Regions from separate parts of the Homo sapiens genome. Here all the other regions are linked to region 1. A link is a contact called in ENCODE Hi-C or POLR2A ChIA-PET data. All regions are on one chromosome and are shown on one strand. The core of a region is the stretch at or near the end of the contact, and the rest is flanking DNA. Distances in the headings are between cores, read along the strand shown.

What was found. Hi-C counts contacts between places; a loop is a spot of excess contacts on that map. ChIA-PET counts read pairs that join two places held with the same protein, here RNA polymerase II (POLR2A). Pooled maps may share reads with other maps.
Region 2: a loop to region 1 is called in a pooled map, with 2.7 times the contacts of the local background. The contact joins two enhancer-like sites. A Hi-C loop is called at or near these places in 1 of 168 maps with a recorded cell type or tissue (gastrocnemius medialis) and 7 of 50 pooled maps. POLR2A ChIA-PET finds 5 or more read pairs at or near these places in 1 of 52 experiments (endothelial cell of umbilical vein).
Region 3: a pooled map shows a loop between it and region 1 (5-fold over the local background). The contact joins the promoter of REEP3 here to the enhancer-like site in region 1. A Hi-C loop is called at or near these places in 7 of 50 pooled maps.
Region 4: a pooled map shows a loop between it and region 1 (1.8-fold over the local background). The contact joins two enhancer-like sites. A Hi-C loop is called at or near these places in 2 of 50 pooled maps. POLR2A ChIA-PET finds 5 or more read pairs at or near these places in 2 of 52 experiments (OCI-LY7 and PC-9).

Annotation. Positions count from the first base shown.
Region 1 is chr10:62,043,380-62,050,127 of GRCh38, forward strand. The region is part of intron 4 of ARID5B (AT-rich interaction domain 5B); the gene reads left to right. Among named protein-coding and RNA genes, the nearest start is that of ARID5B, 150 kb to the left of the region's middle. RefSeq lists enhancers at 3,050-3,099, 3,230-3,369, 4,160-4,219, 4,800-4,869, 5,490-5,579 and 2 more. Within about 2 kb of position 2,457, at least 10 of the 41 ENCODE cell types and tissues checked have a DNase peak (open chromatin) inside an H3K27ac peak, as active enhancers do; they include endothelial cell of umbilical vein, where a contact is called at or near this core.
Region 2 is chr10:63,704,494-63,711,241 of GRCh38, forward strand. No RefSeq gene overlaps it. Among named protein-coding and RNA genes, the nearest start is that of REEP3, 190 kb to the left of the region's middle. RefSeq lists an enhancer at 2,420-3,619. Within about 2 kb of position 2,883, at least 11 of the 41 ENCODE cell types and tissues checked have a DNase peak (open chromatin) inside an H3K27ac peak, as active enhancers do; they include endothelial cell of umbilical vein, where a contact is called at or near this core.
Region 3 is chr10:63,518,029-63,524,776 of GRCh38, forward strand. It overlaps REEP3 (receptor accessory protein 3), which reads left to right and starts at 3,373. Exons shown (of 8, transcript NM_001001330.3): 1 at 3,373-3,549. The coding sequence starts at 3,518. It also overlaps a transcript of JMJD1C not described here. RefSeq lists an enhancer at 2,569-2,618 and a silencer at 3,009-4,058.
Region 4 is chr10:63,222,977-63,229,724 of GRCh38, forward strand. The region is part of intron 3 of JMJD1C (jumonji domain containing 1C); the gene reads right to left. It also overlaps the pseudogene TATDN1P1. Among named protein-coding and RNA genes, the nearest start is that of NRBF2, 93 kb to the left of the region's middle. Within about 2 kb of position 2,880, at least 3 of the 41 ENCODE cell types and tissues checked have a DNase peak (open chromatin) inside an H3K27ac peak, as active enhancers do.

The DNA.
Region 1 (6,748 bases), core at 1,207-3,706:
TTCTAGAACATTTTTATATTACGTTGGAATTCACTACATGATTTCAGAACAATATTTAAATAACGTGATCATTTACATTTCTCCCTTGCCTCAAGACACAGTGGGGGAACAAAGATAGAAATCTGCCTATCACTGCTGGTAAAGCTGACTTCAAAAAAGGCTTGCTTGTGTTTTAATGGCAAGAATGCATGGAGTCACATGCTTTCAAACCAATTAGCAATACAGATGAGCTAGGAAGTCCTGTTCCATTTATGGGTTGGGGGAAGGGTAGAAGTAAAATAATCTGTTTTTAAGTGTTTCTGAGAAATGAAGACCTCCAGGGCAGAGAGAGACGGCGGATCAGGAAATAGCTATGCAAATCACATGCCTAAGAAATTACTAAAACCTTGATCAGGAGCATTAATAATTACTCCAGCATTCACAAGTATGAAACAGAGTGAGTAAGACTGGGCATGTATTGGAATGGATTACAAAAGTGTTTACTTACATGGTTTGTTGAGCAGTCAATGAAGTCCATGGCTGTTTTGGACTTAAACTGCCCAAGCAATCCAGGTATAGCAAAGGCAGTAATACATTACTCTCATTGTTGACTCTTGGGGCTCTCAATGATTTTGACAAAGAGGCAAAGTGACGACCTCATATGAAGCCAGCTTCTTTTTTTTTTTTTTTAAATGTTCTTTCTAACACCACAACTGCTCACCCTTCCAGGAGGAAGAACAAGCACTTGGATTCTGTGAGAGCAGAGTTCATTGGAAATGCTAAATTGTAGTTTGTGGTTCAAGCAGTGTAGGGGTATGACTTGGGCAAAAGCACACTTGGAAACTCAAAGTCCAGGTCTTTATATCGCATGATATCCAGTGTGATGAGTGTAAAATTTCTCTAGGGCACATCCATCCATTAGTGATTGGGGTTGTCTGCTCTTGATGACATTTGAACATGAAAAGTGTTTAAATCTGGCTCTAGAATTTGGGTTCCAGACTCTGGGTTCATTTGCTCTTTTTTTTTTTTTTTTTTTTTAAGAGACAAGGTCTCACTCTGTCACCCAGGCTGGAGAGCAGTGGCACAGTCTAGGCTCACTGCAGCCTCAAACTGCTGAACTCAAATAATCATCTCACCTCAGCCTCCCAACTAGCTAGGACTACAGGCACATGCCACCACACCCAACTAATTTTCGTAGAAACAGGGGTCTCATTACATTGCCCAAGCTGGTCTCAAGTTCCCGGTCAAGCAATATTCCCACCTCCCAAAGTGCTGGGATTACAGTCATGAGCCACCACCAGGGCTTCATCTTTTTAATGCCTTTATCTGAGAAAAAATAATTACTCTGAAGAGGAAACTGTCAGAACAATTGCCAAATAATGAAACTTTTGCAGTATTGTGTTTCCATATCTATTGTTCAAAATTCATCATCAGAGTTAGAACGTCGCGCAGGATCAAGTTGTGCTTGTCAATGGCCCAGTGTGTTTATATCTCATACAATGCAATTGCTTCTCAGGCATTTCTGTTGGGTGTGGAAGACTGATTTTGGGAAAACAGAATGAAAATAAACTTGAATATTTCCTAAATTCGTATGTGATCAGTGTTTTGTGAATTTGTAGAAAGATTCAAACAATTGAATAGAAATTTAATACCAATGGTCACTATATGAAATATAACTGTGGATTTGAAATAAAAATTTCAGGGACTTATTTATGAATTTTTAAATATTGGCTTTAAGTTAAAGCCAAAATGAGGTCTGAGAGCTTCTAGTTTTCTTTTGTTCCCCCACATATTTGAAAACTGAAATTCTGTAAGAGATTATCTGTGAAATGCCTTTCTTTCATTACACCCATAAATTTTAGGAGTGGCTTTGATCAAGCCTTCTGCCATTCTTGGTTTCTAAGTCTTTTACTCATACGTTAATAACTTTAAAAACATTCGTTCTATTTTTGTTGTAATGAAAGAGGAAGTTTCCAAATAGTTAAAAGGGAAACATTGAAAATAGAACACAGTAAATGATAACTAAATTAGGGTAGGTTACTCCTCCCCCCCGAAAGAGCAATGCTCCATGCTGAAACTTGCCAGGGTATTTTTTTTTTTTTTTTTTAGACGAAGTCTTGCTCTGTTGCCTGCCCAGGCTGGAGTGCAGTGGTGCGATCTTGGCTCACCACAACCACCGCCTCCCGGGTTCAAGAGATTCTCCTGCCTCAGCCTCCCGAGTAGCTGGGACTACAGGTGCACACCACCATGCCTGGCTAATTTTTGTATTTTTGGTAGAGACAGGGTTTCACTATGTTAACCAGGCTGGTCTCGAACTCCTGACCACGTGATCCACCCGCCTCAGCCTCCCAAAGTGCCCAGCCAGTATTTTAAGATTATTGTCTGAAAAGAAAATGTGCCAGAGAATTGATATCCTCAGAGGAAAAGCATTACAGAAATGCAGGGTATTATCAGTAACGCATACTATACATAGAACAATGTTTGTCTTCCCTAATACTGTGATCAGTGGAGTTTTGTTTTCTGGCTCGTGTTTAAAAGACACACGCAACTTGCAAATCGAATGAGTTAACGCTCCGCCGACTTCTCTAGACATTGACCTCGGGGGTCAAACTCTTAGGAAAATTGTGCTGGTTTTCCATTCCCCTGATTCCAGTCCCTACCAACAAGTAAATCCTATCTCTGAGTGGAAGCTCACAAAGAATTTCTCGAGAGAATATGTAGCTGTGTTGGCAACAAGTCTCTCTGCAAAATGGGAAGGAAGAGTTGTTAACTGATGAGTCAATCCAGCTTTTATAGCAGTTTATCTATCTTCGTGGTATTTCCAAGAGCATAAATGCTATTAAAAAAAAGAGACGGTCATGACAGGAAGAACACAGTAGAAAAAAACAGGAACATTTAAGCCAAAAGCAATTTACTTTGCCAGTAACTGGTTACATTTCCCTTTGTTTTATTATTATTATTGCAAGAGTTGGGGTTGACATAAAAGTTTCCCACACCTGCACTGCCCTGCCATGTAACTTGTGTGAACCCGTAGTGAAATAAATATATAAACAAATTGTCTGCAACTCAGCTTCTAGACCCTTTAAGAAAAACAAACTTGTTTTGCTATATTGTTGAGAAAATAGACTATAATTCATTAATATTTGAAGGAGTTTAAAAAGAAAAAACAAACATGGGTTAGCTGTCAGAGTAGCCTGGAGCTCTGGAGGTAGCTTGATTCTCTGAGGATTAACACCTATAGAAATAGCAGTGACTTCACAAAGGTGAATAGTTGTTAATTTCTTGGCACTGAGTAAGAGGAACAGATGGGCAGTCAGAGGGGAAAGATTTTTTTTTTAAACCACAGAGATCTTTCACTGATTAGGCAGAAGAGTCAGTGGCCCACTGGTTAAGGAGGGTAATATGTAGGGCTCTCTGACTAAGTTTTATTGGCCTTAGTGGGAGTCTTGCCACCTACTGCTGGGTCAAGACTAAAGGGGACCCCACTCGCTGTCAATTCTGTCGGACAGTGTTTCCTGTCTGGGGTGGGCTGCAGCACCCTCGTGCTATGTAGTACTTGAGTGTTTTCATTTGCGGAGAGCTCCCTGGTGACTGCCAGCCCAAGTTAGTATGAATACTTCATTTTGAGGCAATGTGTGTGTGTCTGTGTGTGTGTGTGTGTGTGTGTGTCTGTGTGTGTGTCTGTTAGAGATAAGTTGCTTAAAGCAGGGGCTCTGGATAAAGTCCAGTTGCCTGTGTTGAAATCCTTCTGCTGCCAGTAACCATTTGTATGGTCTGAGACAAGTAATTTCATCTCTGTCTCAGTTTCCTGGTCTGTAAGATGGGGATAAGGATCATGCCTTCCTCTTTGGCTTGCTGTGAGTTTTAGTGGAATTATTGTATGCAAAGCACTCAGAAGAGTGACTTGTACAGAGAAAGTGCTCAGAAATGGTTAGCTACTATTATTATTCACTTAGCTACTCTTATTATTCATGTATAATACTGAAAACATTCATGCAAAGAGCATTTACTGAACTCTGTGATAAGCCAGGCCAGTGAATCATATACACACGTAAAAGTAACAGTACGTCTATTGCTTTGCACTGTTTTTTTTCTAATAAAACTGACTGAAGCCAGATATGCTATCAGTAAGGGTACTGCTCTCTCCCTAGCAGAGCTTTTTCTTGGTAGAGATCAGTCTCACCTAAAGAACAAGAGCTGGTCTAATTCTGGAGTCTTAGGATTTAGGTTCTGTCAGTAAGTACATAGCACTGAGCTTTCAAGGAGAGGGCAGGTGTAGGTCCTTGCAGGGTGGCTGGAAGGAGGTGGGGCTGTCTCTTACATGAGTGAATTAAAGTCCGCAGACCCATCCCACTCCTGCCCACCAGCACACCATAATGCACCTGTTTTCACTCACTGACCTAGCAAATGACAGATTATGACTCTAGAGGGACAAAGATGTGGCCTGGGGACCAGAATTTTTGCTGTCCCCAAAGCCAGTCCTTCAATACCAAAACTTTACCTGGAGTCTTCTGAATCCAAAAGGTCTCTGATTCGATTGCAGAGGCACCTACCCAGTCCTTTGTGTTCCATTCCCCCCACCCCGTACTTTGAATATTTGTGCTCTTCAGGGTGTTTGTGCATTGCATGTGGGGACTAGATTATAGCCTTACTGAGATACCAAAGGCCTTTGGTTTCCTGTCTCCATTCCCAGTGCAAACTCAAGTCACCAGTTTATGTTTCCAGAGCATAAGCATAAGTAGTAAAGGTGAATGCAGTTTTACAAGTGCCCAGTGTGACAAGTATACCACGTGTGAGGTTGGCGGGACCAGTCTATGAGGACAGGAAAGAACAGTATGTGGGCATCTTTATTTCCATTAGTCACTTTTTCATTCAACAAATACATGTTATGCAATGCAGCCTTTTGGGTGTTGTGCTGGGCAGATAAAAGACACATCCCACAGGGTCTTGCCCTTAAGGATTCTCCAGTCTGGTATAATAATATGCCAAAAACCACAGCTAAAGTACAAGGAGTACAGTGATATGTTCCATAAGAGAAGGAGGGAAAAAAAGTTCAGAGGGGAGAGTAGGAGAGGAATTTGATTTTGAGTCCTGAATGACTGGTAGGATTTGCCTAACCATACCTGAAATACGCAAGTACTTGCCTTACTAAGAACAAAGGGCTTTTTCTCTTGATCAAATCCCATTTAGAGTTTACGTTTGTGTGACCAGAATATTAGGTGCTAGTCTGTTCTAAATTTGTAATTCTCAGAATCTGCTGGGGGAGTACATGTGCTTCTCTGGGTTCTGAAAACAGCTCAAAGAATGGAGAAAATAAACCCAGTTTGGGGATGACTTCTTGTCAGTTCCCGGAACCTTTGCCTTTATTTAAAAACAGCATGTTCGATGCAAGTTCTGTCGAAAAGGCCTTTGGGATTTGAAAGCTTTTCTAGAAATAAATGCCTTTTAGGTCTAAGTGCTTTTCACCAAAATGCTAGGAAGGGAAGATCATAGTAACAAGTCTTAGAACAGAGGGGATATTGTTTTGTTTGTTTTAATGAAATGCCTGCGACCTGCTACCCCAAGTTTTGTTTGTCAGCTTTCTGCTCAGCTGTTATTTTGATAAGGGACTTGAAAGTACATCCTTCCCTCGCGGTCATTAAAGTCTTAGCACTTGGGTCAGTTGTGGAAACACTTCTGTGCTACACAAAGTCTTCTAAACAAAACAAATAGTCCATGCCCTGGCTCCAGGCTGCGGACCGTGTCAAATTCATGGAACGTGGCATCGTGCTCTGACAAGGAGAGCAAGAGGTCAGGATCCACAAAACAGGCCGGATGAAATCACCATCTCCGTGCGGGGAGGTGGAGAGAGCAGAGCCCTCCCTGCCAGTCTGGCAACTCCAGCAAAGTCCTCAGGCTCATCCCACACACTCGGTGCTAGTCACTGCTGTGTGTTTACATGAGTAATGGAGCTGCCGGGGGAGGGGAGTTGTAAGCAGAGCGCTGAGCCTCGCAGCTCGCATTCGGAGGGAAGCTGACATCCACACCAAGTCGAGACTTCCAGGGATGTGGCCGGGGAGCAGTCACATGCTGTAGCTTTCATGAGCACAGGCATCAGTCAGGCAGATGTTTGTCGACTGGAATGGGTAATCGCTACTTTCTCTTTGCTTGATTTTTGTTTGTGAGCTTGTTTACCTTTGGTAATTCCAGGCTGGCTTTCTGGGATGGACTTTCAGACCAGCGTTTAGGGGAATGAGAGGAGAGAGCGGGTGTGGGAAGGGGATCCTAAGCCCTAAAGCCTCTTTTTAAACTTTTGCCTCTCTGATTTTAAAGGCAGTTCTGCTTTACTGAGCTTCCACCAACAGTAAAACTGTTATCCGGAGGAGAAAATCAAATTAGTAGGATTAATTGTGTTTGTAAAATGAGTACAGTGTAAAAATGTCCTAAAACCACTGGTTAACTGCCTAAGTAAGATTAACAACAATCAAGAAGGTTCATGTTGTTTAGATTTGACATTGTCATAATCACTCCTTAAGTAATAAAAAGTGTGGGTGCCTTGAAAGGTCTGAAGGAAATTGTTTAGGGTATAATTCATTAGCTTGGAGTCATTCTAGGGGTGGTTGGTTAGTTGGTTGTTTTTAATTTTGCTTGACTTGGGTGACTGATGAAGTTAAATGTGAAAGCTGATGCCGGATAGTCATAGCTCTCAATAAACAGCAGCCTTTTCCCCCTACTTTCTGTGTAGATCTTAAAAGGAACAAGCTCAGCATCAAGGATGAAATAGAACTTT
Region 2 (6,748 bases), core at 1,633-4,132, 1.7 Mb after region 1:
TTCCCTGCCATCACTGGTCAGAATTATATGGGTTTACCAGGGAAAACCTGAAACCTTCTTCAGCTAGCTCACAGCCTTGGTTGAAGGTTAGATTAATCAAGTCAAGGATGTTGATGTCTTCACAAGTGTTGCTTAAGCCTTAGAGGTGGGATCAGGTCTTCTTCAAACACCTGCACAGGAAATGATCCCTGAGTGCTATGCTGGGCTTTTTGCTCCACTGTCAAGCGCTCATCACATACCACCAAATATTTTAATTATGTGTTTAATGTCTTTGCAATTCTACTAAAATGTAGATTTCTTGAGGATAAAGCCTGTACCCTATGGAACTTTACATCCCAGAACACTGTGCTACTCAAATATTAGGTATTGAAGTTTTTGATCAATCGAGAGGTAGAGATCCATCAAACAGAAAAGATAAGCTCTAATCTCTGTGGTTTTGGGTAAATTAGTCTAAAGTCTCTGAGCCTTATTTTAATGATTTTTAAGATAGGATTTTAAAGCATTCTTCTGTGACCTGTTGTTTCAAGTACAACACAAGTAACTAGAGGGCAAGGACAATATCTTATGTTTTTATGTAGAGCATCTAGCACATTGTCCTGCACAAATAAGATGCTCAGTACATGTTTAGTGAGGAGCGCAAATAAGATGCTCAGTACATGTTTAGTGAAGAAAAATTGAAAACAAGATTGGCCAACCTGCAATGTGGATAAGCCTTTTTTTTTTTTTTTTTTTTTTTTTTGAGACAGAGTCTCACTCAGTTGACCAGGCTGGTGAAGTGCAGTGGTGCGATCTTGGCTCACTGCAACCTCCACCTCCTGGGTTCAAGCGATTCTCCTGCCTCGGCCTCCTGAGTAGCTGGGATTAGAGGCACATGCCACCACGCCTGGCTAATTTTTGTATTTTTAGTAGAGATGGGATTCACCATGTTGGCCAGGCTGGTCTTGAACTCCTGACCTCAGGTTGTCCACCCACCTCGGCCTCCCAAAATGCTGGGATTACTGGTGTGAGCCACCACACCCAGCTGGATAAGCTTTTAAAATTTTTACATTCTTTAAAATTTTTCTATTTCTGGCCAGGTGCAGTGACTCATGCCTGTAATCCCAGGACTTTGAGAGGCCGAGGCGGACGAATCACCTGAGGTCGGGAGTTCAAGACCAGTCTGACCAACCTGGAGAAACCCCGTCTCTACTAAAAATACAAAATTAGCCAGGTGTGGTGGTGCGTGCTTGTAATTTCAGCTACTCAGGAAGCTGAGGCAGGATAATCACTTGAACCCAGGAGGCAGAGGTCACGGTGAGCCAAGATGGCGCCACTGCACTCCAGCCTGGGCAACAAGAGTGAAACTCCGTCTCAAAAAAAATTTTTTTTTTCTATTTCTGTTTATTATATTTAAACAGTAAGAGTAACTTAGGAATCTACTTATCAGGGATTGCAAACTCAAATGCCTACCAGAATCAAGTAAGTAATGTGAAATGGACCTGGTTAAGACAAAAGGGAATATAGTTGGCTCTCCATATTCTCGGGTTCTGCATCCACAGATTCAAGCAACCATAGATTGAAAATAACTCAGAAAAAAACCTCCATTAAAAAAAGATACAACAAAAAAATTTATACACATTTAAAAATACAATATAACAAATATTTACATTGCATTTATATTAAATACTACAAGTAATCTACAGGTAAAGTATGCGAAGGATGTGTGTAGGTTATATGAAAATACTACACTATTTTAAATAAGGGACTTGAGCAGCTATGGACTTTGGTATCCACAAAGGCCCTGGAACTAATCCCCCATGGTCGCCAAGGAGAGACCGTAGTGGGGGCTGTGGTGAACTGGAGATTATTGAAAAGAACATTAAATGTCCTCACTAAAGGGAGCAGCAGATATTCTGTCCTAATCAATTACTGTCATATGGGAGAATGGCTCCAATGTTGTCAGAACTTAAGGATATGTATTTTTTAATATTTATTTATTTATTTTGAGATGGAGTCTTGCTCTGTGGCACAGGCTGGAGTGCAGTGGCGCCATCTCAGCTCACTGCAACCTCCACCTCCTGGGTTCAAGCGATTCTCCTGCCTCAGCCTCCCGAGTAGCTGGGATTACAGGCGCCCACCATCACGCCTGGCTAATTTTTGTATTTTTAATAGAGACGGGGTTTCACCATGTTGGCCAGGCTGGTCTGGAACTTCTGACCTCAGGTTATCTGCCCACCTTGGCCTCCCAAAGTGATGGGATTACAGGTGTGAGCCAGCGTGCCTGGCTTGAACTTAAGAATATGTATAAAATTTCTCTGCGTTTGTGGCTAGATTAGCCAGTTAGGAGATTCTGCTAGTATCAATGCACGCATTAAAAAATAATCCCTTGTATATTCCCAGGTGTTAATGTTAACATTTCTTATAAAGGCACTCATTTAAGATGCTTTGGAAATTAAGACATGGTTTTGGAACTTTAATTTTTCCCGTCTTCCTTTCCAGTTTTAACTGGAATACTTTATTAGTGCAGCTCTCTGTTGCATTCAGTTTACTTGCGGAGGTGGCATAACCATAAGGCAAAAAAGAGAGCTGTTAGCTATTGCTGTGCTTTGACTTTTTATTGATGAAAGCACTAACTGGGTAGTTGTTTTTTTTCAGATTATTTTCTACAACGATTATTATATAAGTAATGATAGGCTTTCAATCAATTATCTAAAAATTGCTTACATGTAGAGACTACAAAGATTATGGATATGCTAATGTTTAGATGTGGTTAGCTCAGATAAGTGCAACACACTGTTGGCAAGGCTGGGCTTGAGTTCTTGTGGCAAAACAACCAGTTAATTTCAGACACAGAAATCCTCTGTGTACCAGCAGAGAGTAATGGCTCAAGCAGAGCCACTTGAGTTTCATAAGACCTACTCCAATTTGCTGTTGATTTGATCTTGAGGGGAGCTAATAAAGGTAGTAAATGAGTCATTTTCCAGCATGATATAACTAGAATTGGTTCTTGGCCCAGAAAGATGTGAGTCAGTTTAGTCCTGACTCAGTTCCCAGTATGATGCACAGTGACTCATTTCCCTATGTGATGTCATGTTTGTTCCTTATAAGATTTGACCTCCTCATTGTTTTGTTGTATTTTTTTAAAAGAAGAAAAGGAGAGTGTTGTAGAATAAGATGAAATACTCCAAGGAATATAGAATCAGACTAATAAATAAAGCCTTGATATTCTCACAATGAGCCTGAAGGAATAATTAAACTTTAAACACCTATATTGTTGTTCCCATCTATTTAGATTATTAATTTCCAAACAGCCTAGCTATTAGGCAACATTTGATTGAAAACATTGCACGTGTAAAAGGAAAAAGAATTGCTATCACAACAATTCAATTATTTGGTAGATACATTTATAAAAGACAGCTGCATTTGAAAAAGTTGACAATAGATGGTCAGATTAAAGAGGACACATGAATGGATCTTTCTAGAAAGATACATTCATTTATACACAGAAGGTAACCAACAATGGAATGTTTCTTATGAAAACCGCATTTTCAAAATATGTAGAATTTTAAAATATACTGTGTAAAAATGGCTTTGTCAACTGTGAATGCAGTTCAGTGTTCATGGCTTGTGTTGGCGATTAAGTTTGGAGGCTGAGGAGAAAAGCAACTAAAGCATCTCCGACATTGTTTGGTGAAATGTATTAACTTTGGTGACCTCCTCAAGGCAGACCAATCTCATCCTCAGTAGGTAACTATACCGATAAAGTCAAAGCTATGTAAGTTAAGGTTTGTTTTAATGGCAAGCAATAGAAACCCCTTTTAACTAACATAAGCCAAAAAGGGAATATTGGATGGTTGAATAAAAGGAGGTGCATAATAACTAAGCCTCAGAGCACTTTGGGGGCCCCTCATTAGGTACTTCTAGACCTTCTATGGTTCTGTTGACTGCTAACCCTGCTCCAACAACCTTCTGTATCTGTTTCTCATAATTTACGTTTCAAATTCCCAGAGGATGATCCACTAATTGGCCTCACTCAGTAGGTGCATCTCCCTTTGGGACAATCATCCCTGACTGAGGGGCTAGCTGCACGATTCCCTCTGGAGAACCGTTATGAGCAGCACATCCCAACTTGTGTCTGTACAGAGACTGTTTTGTTCTCCAACTTCCTTCTCTTCCAGCCCCAGTCATAACACTGTTTTCATCTATCCTGTAGATGAGTGCATTCAAAGTTCTATGTTTACAGAGGTCACCGGGGGATCTCGTTAAAGTGCAGATTCTCATCCAGTAGACTTGGGGCACTACCTGAGATTCTGTATTTATAGTAAATTACCAGGTGATGCCAACAATGCTGGTTCTGGAACTGCGTTTTCAGGAGCAAGCCTGTATTAGGTGTTCTTGATGCCAAACTAGTATCTATTCTCTCCTCCCCCTTTCCTGGTAGCAGAGAAGTCTTTATCTAAGGATCCACTTCCATCCCTATACAGTCCATGTGCTTTGGGGGAAATTAAACACACTCCTAGCGCTCGTGATGGGTACCAATTGCTTTAAGCTAATCAGTCATTCAAGGTGATTTCAATGTCCCAGAACCTGAAACAGTGGCTAATATGTAGTAGGTATTCCATAAATATTTGTTCAATGAATATATGAGTTGATGTGAGCATAAATGTGTGAATTAAGGGCCAGGCGTGGTGGCTTACACCTGTAATCACACAACTTTGGGAGGTCGAGGTGGGCAGATCACTTGACCTCAGGAGTTCGAGACCAACCTGGGCAACATGGTGAAACCTTGTCTCTACAAAAAATACAAAGATTAGCCAGGCATTGTGGCGGGTGACTGTGGTCCCAGCTACTTGGGAGGCCGAGGTGGGAGGATTGCTTGAGTCTGGGAGGTGGAGGTTACTGTGAGCTGAGATCGTACTACTGCACTCCAGCCTGGGTGACAGAGTAAGAACCTGTCTCAAAACAACAACAACAACAACAACAAATATGTCAATTAAACTTACTCGATTTAGGTGAATCTCAGGACACTGGCTGGAATGCTGGTCTAGAAGCCCTCTTTGCCATCAGATGTAACTATTAGAGACTTGATTGTGACTGTCAGCATTTCTACAACCATTGGGAGAGTCAGCCTTAAAAAAAGGCTGACACGGCTGGGCGCAGTGGCTTAACGCCTGTAATCCCAGCACTTTGGGAGGCCAAGGCCGGTGGATCACGAGGTCAGGAGTCCAAGACCAGCCTGGGCAAGATGGTGAAACCCCGTCTCTACTAAAAATACAAAAATTAGCCAGGTGTGGTGGAGGGTGCCTGTAATCCCAGCTACTAGGGAGGCTGAGGCAGAGAATTACTTGAACCCAGGAGGTGGAGGTTGCAGCGAGCCGAGATCATGCCACTGCACTATAGCCTGGGCAACAGAGTAAGACTCCATCTCAAAAAAAAAAAAAAAAGGAAAAAGCTGACATGGCTGGGCGCCGTGGCTCACGCCTGTAATCCCAGCACATTGGGAGGCTGCAGCAGGCGGATCACCTGCGGTAAGGAGTTCGAGACAGCCTGGCTGACATGGCGAAACCCCATCTCTACTAAAAATACAAGAAAAATTAGCCGGGTGTGGTGGCGGGCACCTGTAATCCCATCTACTTGGGAGGCTGAGGCAGGAGAATCACTTGAATCCAGGAGGTGGAGGTTGCAGTGAGCTGAGATAGTGCCATTGCACTCCAGCCTGGGCAACAAGAGCGAAACTCCATCTCAAAAAAAAAAAAAAAAAAAAGAAAAAGAAAAATGCTGACACTAGTGAAGGTAGGACAGAGAGAGAGAAATGGGCCATTGATAGCATCATTAAAACACTGGATTAACTACTCTATGCCCACCCTAACAATTATGTGAAACAATAAATTCCCTTCAATTTTAAAGCCAGTTTTAGTTGGATTTTCTGTTACAACACAAAGAGTCTTAATCAACAATGGGGAAATGACTTATTCCATTCCTAGGCCATCCCACTTTGGTACAATGTGGGTTCCTTCATAGTCACCCTGGTCAGAAAACACCAGGATCAGAAGGCGTTCCAAAATACCCCTTGGTATGAATTTAGAAACAGGCTTTATTGTAGAAACATACAAAGCAAGTGTCAGCAGGCAAAAGAGTCATCTACAATCTCCCAGCCTTTCATGAATCCAAGAAAATGAATCTTTTAGAATATGGCAAGTTATGTTTTAGGGGAAGGACTCTACCTCCTTATTGCTTTCCATGTGGAGAGAGGATCAGAACAACTTATCAGTGGGGATGGAAATAGGTACTGGGGCACCAGGCAGTCTGAGTTATGTGTTAGATGTTCTGAGAAGTTGTCTGGGAAAGCCAGCTTTCCAGTTCTGGAGATTTGAGGACTGTGGAGAGTGGTAGCTCATATGAGTAGGGTGGGAAAGAAACTGCCAGTTCTGTGGGAAGCTAAATTTAGGGCAGCCCACCCCACTGGGAGAAGGGGGGAAGCCCCTGTTCCACTTGGCTTGTCCAAGCCACCCCAAGTGACCTCCCAGAGTCCCTTTTAGACAACTTTGCTTGTCATACACCAAACTAAACCCTTGACCCAGCCAGTTGCTTAAAATCCTTCATCTGCTTCACCACTGCCTTCAGGGTAAAGTCCAAGGAGTTGGTTGTCCGAGAGTCACCATCTGGCCCAACCCAACTATTTGGTCTTTCCGTGTCACCCTCCACCTTATACTGTAAACTCCAACTGTCCTGGATGACCTGCTGTGCTCCAAGCATTTCATGTAACAAA
Region 3 (6,748 bases), core at 2,123-4,622, 1.5 Mb after region 1:
GTGATCTGCCCTTGTCGGCCTCCCAAAGTGCTGGGATTACAGGCATGAGCCACCGCACCCAGCATAATGGCCACTTATTTCTTAGCAAATCTCAACTATCTGCTAATAAATTTGGCAGATTTCTGTGTATCTGAGACACAGTCCAATACACAGAAATTATAAACACCCTCCACTAAAATCTGGGCACTTTTCATGAGAGACTCTTCTCAGATGAAGTTACTCTTACTTTAGATCAACAGTTCTCAACCACATCAGATTCAATGTGCCCCTTGCATAAAATATTTTCCAACTTCTGCTTTACCACCCTGAAACAAAATAACAATATTCCTACAATTTCAAACAAATCCATATACCCTAAATAAGAGTGGAAAAGAGACATGAAAATGATTTATAATAACATATATTTCGACGTGGGGCAAAACTACACTAGAAGACTTAAAGAAGTAACTAGTAGCTGAATATATCTATGAATGCAGAGCTGTTTGTGATACAATTTTCCAAAACTGTAAACAATTCTTGGTCAAGTTGTGAACAAAACAATCTTCCTTCAATTCACATAACCGTTGCATGTGGAAACAGACTCAGTTAAAATTCAGTCTCAGTTAAAATCATGATGCAAGATGGAGGTTCCAGGCTTTGATAATTACAAATACTACATGAAAGTCAGGCAGATATTCTTAAATCATGCAAGACATGGGGACACTTTGTTCAGGACTGTCCCACACCTCTCTAGCCTTCACTCAACAAATGCAAGTTGTTAGCTCCAATCATTACAACAATCTAAAAAATGCCTTCCAGTTTCCCCTTGGAGGGCAACACCAAGCTGGACCCACCGCCTTAAACACAGTTCCGCTATCTATCCCAGTATAATGTAAACAAGCTTGGGAAGCATGAATTAGATCTCCAGTTCTGTTACCAATGACCTATGTGATCACCCGCCAGTTGAGTTAACTTCTCTAAACCTCACTTTCCATGGTACCAAAAGGGAATAAACGCTATATGGCTTTTTAAGTTGTCAGAATGACTCAATGACACGTGTATAGCACATAGTAGGTGGTTTCCAACCCATGGCCTATTGAGATGTGAAAAAAGGCACTGTTCCAGGTAAATAGAAAGAAAGCAGCAAAAAGTAATCTAAATGTGGAAGAGGCAGAAGATATAATAAGCATACAAAATGAAACTTAACGCACAGCAGTCTAGGGACATTTCAGAGAGCAGCCAGCCATCCTACCTAGGTTGCCTTCAGCAACCCCTGAAGGCATTAATGTACTAGGATTAGCTGAAATAATTAATATTCACAATGATGACCTCCAAAGTAAAAAGGCAAGAAAGACATTTTTAAGAGACTTCCAATGTACGTGGCTGAAATTTTTTAAATCTGATGCCTAAAGAGTGACTGTATTTCACAAACATTATTCAAATTTTTATTGGACGTTTACCCTATCTGAGGCTAGATAGTTGGAAAACACAAAGAAATCTAATACACCATGTCTGTTCTCAAACATTTTACCATTCAGTACATTAGACATGGTAGAGGCAGAATGACACAGATAAGAAATAGAAATTCAAGTAATAAATTATGAGAGCACAGACAAAATTAGGAATAATTGTCCCTGAGGAAAACCAAGGATGTCTTCATGGCACAGGCCACTGAAAAATGAGAGTTCTGATAGGTACAGAATGGGGAGCAAAGTGTTAAGGGAAAAACGAAATCTGGGCAAAAGCACTGAGCATGAAAATACAGGTTGGCTGAAAGAAGAGAGGTAGGGAACGGGTACATTAGGAGTTGGGGGTGAAAGTAGTAAAAGTAAAGGCTGTAAAGCTATTTCAGGACCTTTCATGAAGGGATCTGAATGATATTCAAATTCATTTGAGTTTTATTGAACAAGAGAGTTCGCCAAAAAACTGGTGCTTATGCAGCACACCTGATCCTCAAATAATGCTGAATAATGGCCAAAAATAAAAGATTCAGAGTTAAATGCAAATTATTACTCAAATTCCTGAAATAAAAAGTCTTGACATGAATTAATAAGCGAAAAGAACCTAACCCAAGAGTAGAAAGTAGCTTCTGAGCTTGTTTCTTAAATAATGAAATATTACCCAATTTATTGACTGAGAACTGAAAATAATTTAGGATAATCTGTTGTGTCCTTTGATTGTCTTCCATGCAAGTCAGAGTATTTCCTAAACATATTATTTAGCAGTGCCTCATATCACCCTTGAAAGGCAAGAGACAGACTACAGTATTATTACCCCCTTTTTATCACAGGGAAACTGAGGAACAAGAAGACAAAATTACAGTATGGTCACAAAAGCCATCATATTTTCTAGGACTTTAATTAAAGGCTCCAAGCCTACATTTCATCTTTTATTCTTCGCACCATCTGAATACTAGAATTATCTTTTACTATCGTCTTAACTGGAAAAAATAAAAATATCTAAACTTTAACATCATTTTCTCAATTTGGTACTGTCACAAAAAAAAAAAAAAAACAGTTTTAAAAGTCTGCCCTTGAAATGATATTTGCAAGAACAGCAAGGTGTAAGCAGTAACCCAACCTCCAAAAAATACAGTTGTAAATCTTACAGCTGTAATATAGTTGTAAATCTTAAGACAGGTCAGGAATCCTAGACCCAGCCTTTACTTTGAACATCTGGCAGGCCTCAGGGAAATAATGGAGATTCGTGTCTGTAAACAGTCTTTGCAGATGCTCTGATGAAAAGGTGCCCTAAGAGGCCCAGAACAGTGGTATCACTGCACCCACTACTGCAAACATGAAATCCTCCTCTGTCCCTCCCTGCATTGCACCACGAGACTCGTGGCACACACGGAGGCCTGTGCAAGAACCTCTCGACGATTCCTTTAAAATGTGGTAATATAAGGACGCCTTTGGTGCTGGGCCTCCGTAAACACTGAGGATACCGGATGTGGCCAGGCACACCTCAAAGTCTTGGCTCTCCAAAACCAGGGCCTGGTCGAGAGTTTTATTGGACACCGAGTTCCTGCGAATATCTCACTTTTCACACAGGCACTGCCAATCCCTACCCTCCAGTACCCTTCCTCAGCCTCCTGCCCCACTCTCGCCGCGAGTGTGGGCGTCCCAAAGAGCTAAGGAGGGTAAGGTTGGTTAGAGCGCAGGGGCCAAGGCCGCGGCAGCGAGGCCGTCCAGCGCGGGCTAGGATCCCGCCAGCCCAGCCCTGGAGCCCGGCCGCCTGGCCCCAGCCCTGGCCCGGGCCAACGCGCCGCCGCCACCGCCTATCAGCGGAGCGCAGGGGCGGGGTGCTGTCCGGACTAGGCTGCCGGGCCGGCGGGCGGGGGCGGGCGGGGACGGGCGGGGGACCGACCTCTGCGCAGCCCAGGCCGCCGCGCGCACACACCGGGCCCGGCTCCTGAGGGCGCCAGCGCGGCCCCGGGGAGCGCGAGGAGCCGGCGAAGCGCGCGGCCTGCCGTTGGCGGCCTGGTCCGCAGCGCCCTGCGCCCACCCGCCCCGGACGTGGGGCCCAAGCCCCCGTGAAGATGGTGTCCTGGATGATCTCCAGAGCCGTGGTGTAAGTGCCTCTCACTGCGCCCTGCAGCCGGCGCGAGGCCCAGGGGAGCTGTGGGAAGGGGAAGGAGCCGAGAGGAAAGGGAAGGCCTGGGCCTGGGCGGGGACGGGGTAGCCCGGCCTCGGGCCTGCCGAGGGTCTGGGGGAGCCCTCGGCTTCCTCACCTTGGTCCACGTCGCTGCGGAGCTCCCTGCGACGGCCGAGGGCCTAGCTGCGGCGACTGCGGCTGCGACGGCGGCGGCGGCTGTGGCGCTGCTCGGCTGCGTGCGGTGCGGCGCGGCGCCCCTGCTCCGGCGGCGCTGGGTGGGCAGGCGCTCAGGGCAGGCGGCGCGCGCTCCCCGCTCCTGCTCCCCGCGCAGCGCGGCACCGCCCTGCGGGCCCGGGAGCGGCGCGCCTCGCAGCTGCTCCCTGCGCAGGCTCCGCAGACGCCGAGCGCGGGAGGCTCCGCGATCCTCCCGAGGATGCGACGGCAGTGCCGAGCCTTTGTATCCCGCGGCTGATGCGTTGCGGTGTCTCTCTTGGCGGCTGATTGCCATTCGGTCACGTGTGGTAGGAGGAGAGATTTGTCTAAAAACCGGAGACCGCTCCCAGCCCAGGATCCCTGGGAAGGGTCCTAGTTTTCCCAAGATTTGCAGCTTACCGAGAAAGGTGACACCGGCTGCTCGCCCAGATCCCCGAATTCGGCCCTGTCTCGGCGGAAATATTTGCTAAGTGATTGAAAGGCTGCAGGTGCCTGTTGCCTTTGTTCAAATTATGGGTTCATTTCATTGTTCTCCTACCAACAAGTGCTACAGGTCTGTAAGAAAAAGAAATTCCTTGAGTTGGTGGTGTTAATCGTGTAAATGTATTTGAATACAGTTTAAACTGATTTTCTCTCATCTCCATTTTACCCCTCTCCCCGATTAAAAAAAAAGTCACCAAGTAAACAATGACGTAGTTACAGCTAGGGCCTATGAATTCATTATTCACCTCTGTAGTAGTGTTATCTCAGAAGGTTTCATAAAGGTATATGAAAAAATGTTTATGTGAGGGGGCAGGCTTCTCTGATAAGCTTTAGAATTTAGGAAAAATAACATTACCAGACTTTTTGTTAAAAGGAGCTAGATTTTCTGAGTTTGGGGTTTATTTTGTTTGGAAGTGAATTACTAGCCCTATTTAATCAGATTTGCAGCACAGCATTCAAAATTTTTCATTTGATTAAATCGCAAAGTTTCTAGTTTTAAAGCCTCAGAGCTTCCTGTGTTCCCCTGTACGAAACTAAAAATCAAGATATAAACAAAAGGATACCACAGATGCCTTCAGATTGTTTTTCAGCCTTTTCCTGGCCTCTCTTTTGAGTCTGTCATTTATCTAATTCAGGCATACCTTTCTTGACCTAGTAGATGTCTATCAACTGTTGTGTCCACACCTAGAAAATCAAGTGCCCTATTAAGAAGCTGTACTTTACAAAAAAAAAAAAAAAAGCCTCTGGATTTCTTTGACCAGTTCTTCAGCTGACAGAAAATTGTGAAGCACTTTTAGACTTTTGTTTTTCATAATTGCCAATGAATATGAATGTCTGTTCTAGGTGCTACCTATAACACAAAGGTCAGTAACACGTAGTTGATCATGGGAATTGACAGTTTGGGTGCACAGATATCTGCAGTACAGGTCCAAATGTCAACTCTTGTAAAAGTTACACCCACTCTAATACCCAGTGTTGGACAAGGAAGGGATATCTGGTTGGAGAATCAGAAAAGGCAAGGGAGATTACGTTTCAGATGGGCCTTAAAGAATAGGCCCAGTAGAGTGGCTCACACCTGTAATCCTAGCACTTTGGGAGGCCAAGGAGGGAAGATTGTTTGATCACAAGAGTTAGAGACCAGCCTGGGCAACATAGCGAGACCTTGTCTCCACAAAAAAAGAAAAATTTAATTAGCTAGTCACAGTAGCTCACACCTGTAATCCCAGCTACTCAGGGACTGAGGTAGGAGGATCGCTCAAATTCAGGAGGTCAAGGCTGCAGTGAGCCGTGATCGTGCCACTGCACTCCAGCCTGGGCCACAGAGTGAGACTGTGCCTCAGAAAAAAAACAAAAAAGAATGGACAGAATCTAGGCAGCCAAAGATGAAAAAGGAAAGGATTCCAGATATAGGGACCGGCGTGAGCCAAAGCCCAGAGGAGGAAAAGCCCAGATTAGTTACAGTGGGCGTGAGGGACTCGGGTGGGGAAAAAGCAAGCTGGAAAGGTAGCCTGGGGCCTGTTTTCAAGAAAGAAGGGGTAAATGTTATAAGGCAGCAACAGCTTTGCTTTGGAAGATTCTCTGCCCTTCTGTGAAATGATTGGCAATGGAGACCTGGAAGACAAGGAGACTCCTTAGGAGGCTCCCTAACTGGAGAGAGGGGATTAAAGCCTCTCTCCAGTTAAAGTACTTGAGCTACAGAATGTAAGGTTTGAGGCTAACGACAGGGAGCAATAATGTGAGGAAGAAAATGTCATGAAAAGAAATGTATTTCTCAAGTGTCAGGAACTGTTATTTTGTGAGCCGTGAACACATTAGCACATTAGAAAGCACACTTGTAGAGAATATAAACATCATTCTATTTTTCCTCTTTACTCAGTTTCTCTCTCTAAACATGAAAGAGCAATCACAGGATCTACACAAACTTGGAAACCTTTTTCACACCAGGAGGTAGAATTTACTTGATTCTTTCTAACCCACTGAGACAACCACCTCCTCCTGAGCAAGATCAGACCCTTCTCTCAACATGAACCTCTGGTAGCATGGGCAGGGAACCTCCATAACCAAAGCACCCTGTATGTAGAAGCACTTTGTCCCAAGATCCTGCACTTTAACACCAGAGAAATTAGCCCTGGACACCACTCTTTTTTTTTTCTTTTTTGAGACAGAGTCTCTCTCTGTCGCCCACGCTGGAGTGCGGTGGTGTGATCTCAACTCACTGCAACCTCCACCTCCCAATTCAAGCAATTCTCATGTCTCATGACTCAACCTCCCAAGTAGCTGGGACTATAGGTGCACGCCACCACACCCGGCTAATTTTTTTGTATTTTTAGTAGAGACAGGGTTTCACCATATTGGCCAGGCTGGCCTTGAACTCCTAGCCTCAAGTGATCCGCCCACCTTCCTCGCTAAGTGCTAGAATTACAGCCATGAGCCACCGCACCTGGCCCTGGATACCACTGTTTACAGCTGCGTGGTCTTG
Region 4 (6,748 bases), core at 1,630-4,129, 1.2 Mb after region 1:
GACGAGGATCCACTGGAATCAGCCAATACACTATATAACAATACTATTAAAGTATTTTTTCCTGGAATATAATTGGTATATGTCTTCCACTTTCCATCATGTATGTAAAATTTCATAGTAAAACTTACCGATAGTTTCAGTAAAGAAATTATCTGCAAAAAAAAAAAACCCAAACAAACAAAAACTTCCATACATAACCATCCATATACCTTTTCCATAATATAGGGAATTATAAACTGTTTTTTCTGTGCTGTTTTTTTTTTTTTTTTTCTGAGACACAGTCTCACTCTCCCAGCCCGTAGTGTACTGGGCACGATCTTGACTCACTGGAATCTTCGCCTCCCAAGTTCAAGCGATTCTCCTGCCTCAGCTTCCTGAGTAGCTGGGATTACAGGCGCATACCACCATGCACAACTAATTTTTGTATTTTTAGTAGAGACGGGGTTTCACCATGTTGACCAGGCTGGTCTCAAACTCCTGGACTCAAGCGATCTGCCCACCTTGGCTTCCCAAAGTGCAGGGATTACAGGCATGAGCCATCACGCCTGGCTATAAACTGTTTTAAAGAAGCATTGCCAACACCGTGCAGACAAGTACACCTTATAAAACCAGTTGACTGTGTTGGAATTTTACAACTTATAACTCATTTATTTATATCTTATTTATTCAACAGGTTAAAATAATGGGCTATAAAACCAGTTGCCTATGTTTAAATTTTATAAGTTATAACTACTAGGATATATAATCTATTTCTTCAACATTTATTTATAAATATTTTTTGTTTTGTTTTGTTTTGAGATGGAGTCTCACTCTGTCGCCCAGGCCGGAGTGCAGTGGTGCAATCTCGGTTCACTGCAACCTCCACCTCCCGGGTTCAAGAGATTCTCCTGCCTCAGCCTCCTGAGTACCTGGGATTACAGGTGCCCACCACCAAGCCCGGCTAATTTTTGTATTTTTAGTAGAGACGGGGTTTCGCCATGTTGGTCAGGCTGGTCTCAAACTCCTGACCTCTTGATCCGCCTGCGTCCGCCTCCCAATGGGATTACAGGCATGAGCCTCCGAGCCCAGCCTTATAAATATTTTTTCAACAGGTTAAAATAATGGGCTCTATTTCCAAGATCATTAAACAATATACAAATATTTTTCCAACAATAAACCATTAATTATCTAGCGGAAATAGCATACCATTAAAAACTGTTAAATTGAGTCCCTTTACTGATAATGACTTTATGTAGGTTCAAACTCTGGTCTCTCAATCTCCTCATCTATAAAGCAGAGTTACTAATATTTCCCTCTTTTTCTATCTTAATAAATGTTTTAATAAGATTTTTTCTTATGTACAAAAATTAGCTTTCTTAAAATATCTAATTCTGATTTATGACATTTGAGTGCTGAATGATGTGAACTACCTGGTTAATTAAAACCCACAAAAAGTATCCCAATGCACTGCCTGATTTATGACAGGCATTGTTGTTGAATTCCTCCCCCTCGTCTACATATAGTACTTTGTAAGTTACAGGGATTTCTGTTACATCATCATTCCCATTTTAAAGAGGATTATTAAAGGTTAAATGAGCAAATCTTGAAACAAAGCCAAATAGGTTTTTTATATATATATTTACTGACTTGAATAATTTTGTAAAGGTGCTAAATGTTAGACAGAAGTCAACAAGGCTGACTTACAGATAAGAGAAATTAAGGGTCTGGAATTAAAAACTAGCTATGAATATCCACTATCTTTCACAGAATTTAAAAGGTCTTCAGCTGTGCCTTGAGCTCGTGTGAGATTAAAAATCCACTTAATGGGCCGGGTGCGATGGCTCACACTTATAATCCCAGCACTTTGGGAGGCCGAGGTGGGTGGATCACGAGGTCAGGAGTTCGAGACCATCCTGGCCAACATGGTGAAACCCCATCTCTACTAAAAATACAAAACCTAGCTGGGTGTGGTGGTGGGCGCCTGTAATCCCAGCTACCAGGGAGGCTGAGGCAGGAGAATCGCTTGAACCCAGGAGGCAGAGGTTGCAGTGAGCCGAGATTGCACCACTGCACTCCAGCCTAGAGACAGAGCGAGACTCTGTCTCGAAAAAAAAAGAAAAAAATCCACTTAATGGCACAGTCTTCACATTTCACACTTTAAAGACAGTAACTATAAGTAGTTACCTATATATAGTTCTTATCTTGAATAACTAATACCTATTAATTTTTCAAAAACAAGTCACCTAAGCTAATTGAAGAGACAGGACCCTCTATGAACCTCTCCTCCTATGTAAACTGTATCCTATTTGAGCTACTAGTTATAACCTCCAGCAAACGACAAATGGAAAAAAATCAGTTCACTAAGCATCTGCTTTATTAGAAATGTATACAGAACACAGAAAAAGTTCAAAAAACATCTTAAATGAGGTTTGGGGGTACATCAGTCACTTGTGTGTTGTTCCTCCTCTTGCAAAGATAGACATGAACTCTAATTGAACATTAGTGAGACACCTTAATGTACTGATACACAAAAATAGCTACCATAAGGCCAGGCGCGGTGGCTCACACCTATAATCCCAGCACTTTGGGAGGCCGAGGCAGGTGGATCACCTGAGATTAGGGGTTCGACCTGGCCAACATGGTGAAACCCCGTCTCTACTAAAAATACAAAAATTAGCCAGGTGTAGTGACACACGCTTGTGAATCCCAGCTACTGGGGAGGCTGAGGCTGGAGAATCACTTGAACCCGGGAGGTAGAGGATGCAGTGAGCTGAGATGGCGCCATTGCACTCCAGCCCGGGCAGCAAGAGCGAGACTGCATCTCCAAAAAAAAAAAAAAAGCTAACCTAAAGGTGCATTTACTATGGCAGACACTATGCTGGGTACTTTCCATACAGTATCAATTGTAACAACTTTGTGAGCTGATATACACAGTATGTTCAGAGAGGTTCATGGTTACAAGCAGGAAGTGACAGAGCTGTTATCTGAACTTAGTTCTGTGACTTCCAGGGCTCAGGTTCTTCTCCCCCACCCCCCCCTTCCCTCCACATACACTCTCTCTCATTAGCACAATCAAAAGAAATGAAAGTTTACTATTATTGCCTTTTAAAATTTGACACATTTCTTTATATGTAAGGGGTAAAAGGCAACATTATCTTATAAACTGAGGCTGACTCAAAAGCAAAGAACAACGGGTGGAAGATACCTTTCTATAAACTTCTAACACTGGTTATGTGACATTCCACATATAGAAATAGTCAAATACTCATCAAAGAGAGGAGACTTAGGGTGGCAAACTCATGCAATCTTATAATCAGAAAGTGTAAAAGAGAAGAAACCTCACTTTGGTGATGTACCTTAGTCATGATCTACAAATACCCAAATGCTGTTTTTTTCTAGGTTAACACTGTGCTGAATGACTGCTTGGATGATCAAAATAAAGGTATTTTTTCACGTGTACAGGAGGGGATAATGGGGCCGGGTGCGGTGGCTCACACCTATAATCCCAGCACTTCAGGAGGCCAAGGTGGGAGGATCCCTTGAGTCCAGGAGTTCGAGACCAGCCTGAGCAACATGGCGAGATGCCATTGCTACAAAAAATTTAAATATCAGCCAGGCATGGTGGGGTGCGCACCTGTAGTCCCAACTACTCGGGAGGCTGAGATGGGAGGATCACTTGAGCCCAGGAATTCAAGGCAGCAATAAGCTATAATCGTGCCACTGTACTTCAGCCTGGGCGACAAAGCACAACCCTGTTTCAAAAAAAAAAAAAAAAAAAAAGAGAGAGAGAAGGACATGATGGAGTAAAAGGCTGAAATCAGGCCGGGTGTGGTGGCTCATGCCTGTAATCCCAGCACTTTGGGAAGCCGAGGTGGGTGGATCACCTGAGGTCATGAGTTCAAGACCAGCCTGACCAACATGGTGAAACCAAACCTCATCTCTACTAAAAAATACAAAAAAAATGTATTTAGGTGTAGTGGTGCGCATCTATAATCCCAGCTACTCGGGAGGCTGAGGCAGGAGAATCCCTTGAACCTGGGAGGCAGAAGTTGCAGTGAGCCTAGATTGTGCCACTGCACTCCAGTCTGGGTGGCAGAGTGAGACTCTCAAAGAAAAGGTTAAAATCAGGCTGGAATGTGTATTTTGACAGTAAGACTACTGTACTAACATAATTTTAGGTGATTATGTACTTTCTACTTAATTCGAAAGAAAAAAATAACCATCTAGGTAATATAAAACATAAGCTCAGAACACTAAAATATTCAGATATGCCTAGTTAGGTTTAATGACACCAGTATTATGAAAATGTTAAAAATATACACAACTCATTTCCTAAGATAATAAGGTAGAGTGCTCCTTGCCAGTTCAAGAAATATATTATTTATGTCACACATAGTCTCATTTGACTGCTGACAAAAAACCAACAAAGGGTGGTTAGTTTCTAAGTGACAGAGAAGACTGGCTTAATAACGTAACAGATTTGCTCAAAAGTCTCAACTGATGTCTAGAGTAGCACTTTCATTTTAGGATAAAAGAAATATCACAAAACTGCAGCAGTTTCTCCTCCTTTGGACAATTTCTGATAGATAATGACTGAATGCTCACTTTCAAATTGATACTGATATGTGTGGCTTATTAATGGAATGATTTTCCCCTCTGCTATAAAACCCTTGACCTTTGTGGTAACATCCAGTGTGCTTTCTTAAATTCCATTCCATGACATAAATTTCTCCATAAAAACCATCTTTGATAGTATAAGAGTTACCATAAAAGCAATTATTTTGTATCCTGAACATCAGATTAGGTGATTGAACATGTTTTGCCATACCAGTTTCGCCAGTCATAAATTCATGGTTTAGCAAAACTACAAATAGTTGCTTGTTCTTAGATCCCTGAGATTGCTGGCAACAGTTTTAAAACGTGAATGTTAAGTCCACAAGAGTGACATTAATTTTTACCACACCACATCTTTTTAACTTATACAAGAATCCATTTTGCTAATAAGGATTTGCTGGGACAAGAAATATATAAAGTTTGAAAGTTGCTACAGGGGTGCTCAAAAAGCAAAGCTGTCTATACCACCTGCAGTTAACTAAATGAAGGTACCGCTGAAGGCTTCCATGTATTTTCATGAATTATAATAAGGGCTAGCAAACATTTTTTGTAAATGGCCAGAAAGTTAATATATTAGGCTTTATGGGCCATACCAGTTGTCACAACTACTCAACCCTGCTGTTACAGCAGAAAAGTAGCTAAAAAAATACCATAAAAATACATAAATGAATGAGCATGGCTATGTTCCAATAAATGTTTCTATATTAGCATTCTATGAAATTTGAATTTCATAGAATGTTTAGGTGTTATGACATATTCTTCTTTTTGAGTTTTTTTCAACTGTTTAAAAATCTAAAAGTAACTGGACACAGTGGCTTGTACCTCTAATCCTAGCTACTCAGGAGGCTGAGGTGGGAGGATCCCTTATGCCCAGAAGTTCAAAGCTACAGTGAGGTATGATCACTGTAGTCACTGTACTCCACCCTGGGTGACAGAGGGAGATCCTGTCTCTAAAAAAATTAAAAAGGAAAAGATAAAAACAAGAAGCAGGCTGGATTAGCTTGTAGGTACAGTTTGCCTTTTCCTAATTAAAAACAACAAAACAGAACAACCAGTATGAAGCAAGATTAAAAACTTCTACATCAATGTATCAAATACAATTTTAAATATACTAATGCAATTTGATCTAACTGACTGCAAACTCTTATTTCCACAAATGCTTGAAATATATACAATCAGGAGCACAGGAAATTAAATCAATACCAAATCCTTTTCACCAGTAAAGACAAAAATATCTTAAGGTAAATACATTATTTAAACTTTCACAAGTAAATGAGTTTCCCTGATTTATTCTGGACAATGCTTAGCCTTCCAAATATAACAATATACTTGATTTTAATGTACATAATTTAGGAAAAATTATCTAATTTGCAAGATAAGATTTCCTCCATTAGGTCAATGACTATTACATTCAGAGATTGGAATCATCATCTTCTCTGGGCTCTCAAGTAAAGTAAAAATGAGAATATGCATTAAAAAGTAAGAGATATTATAAAGATAGTCTACCTGATTTATTAAGGACACGATAGATTAATCTCTTAAGCTCTCTATGTAGGTGTGTGTGTGTCTGAGTACATATAAATATAAATAAATACTTTTTTAAAAAAAAGGAAACATATTAAAAGATTTCACATAATTAAAAGCAAGGGGTAATTAAGTCTCCGTATACAAAATTTCATCATTTGATTAGCTGTGGTTAATTCAGACGTCTAGAATCCAGACTATCATTTAAACTAAAGCAATAAAATGTCTATCTTTCCAAAACGTAATTATACATAAAGATTCGGATGGGGCTACTCTGGGCACACTGCCTACAGGGTAGCCCTGCTCCATGAGCAGCAGTTTAAAAAAAAACAAACAAAAAAACAGATTAAGATGGTAGGAAGAAATAGGACAACAATTTATACTATCCATGTAATTATTTTCTCATTCATACAATCAAGAAGATAATATAAAATATGCTTAGTCTTTCTAAATTATTTACATTCTGCAACTAGATGAGACAAATTTAGTTTCTGAATAGAATTGATGAAAGGAGTAAATATAATAAAACTCTATTTTCATTTATTGTAACTGGAAATAGTCTAGAAATGGAAGTGACATTCAGAAAATCAGAATGATGTTTAGATTTATTTTTTTATTGGCTAAAAAAGGA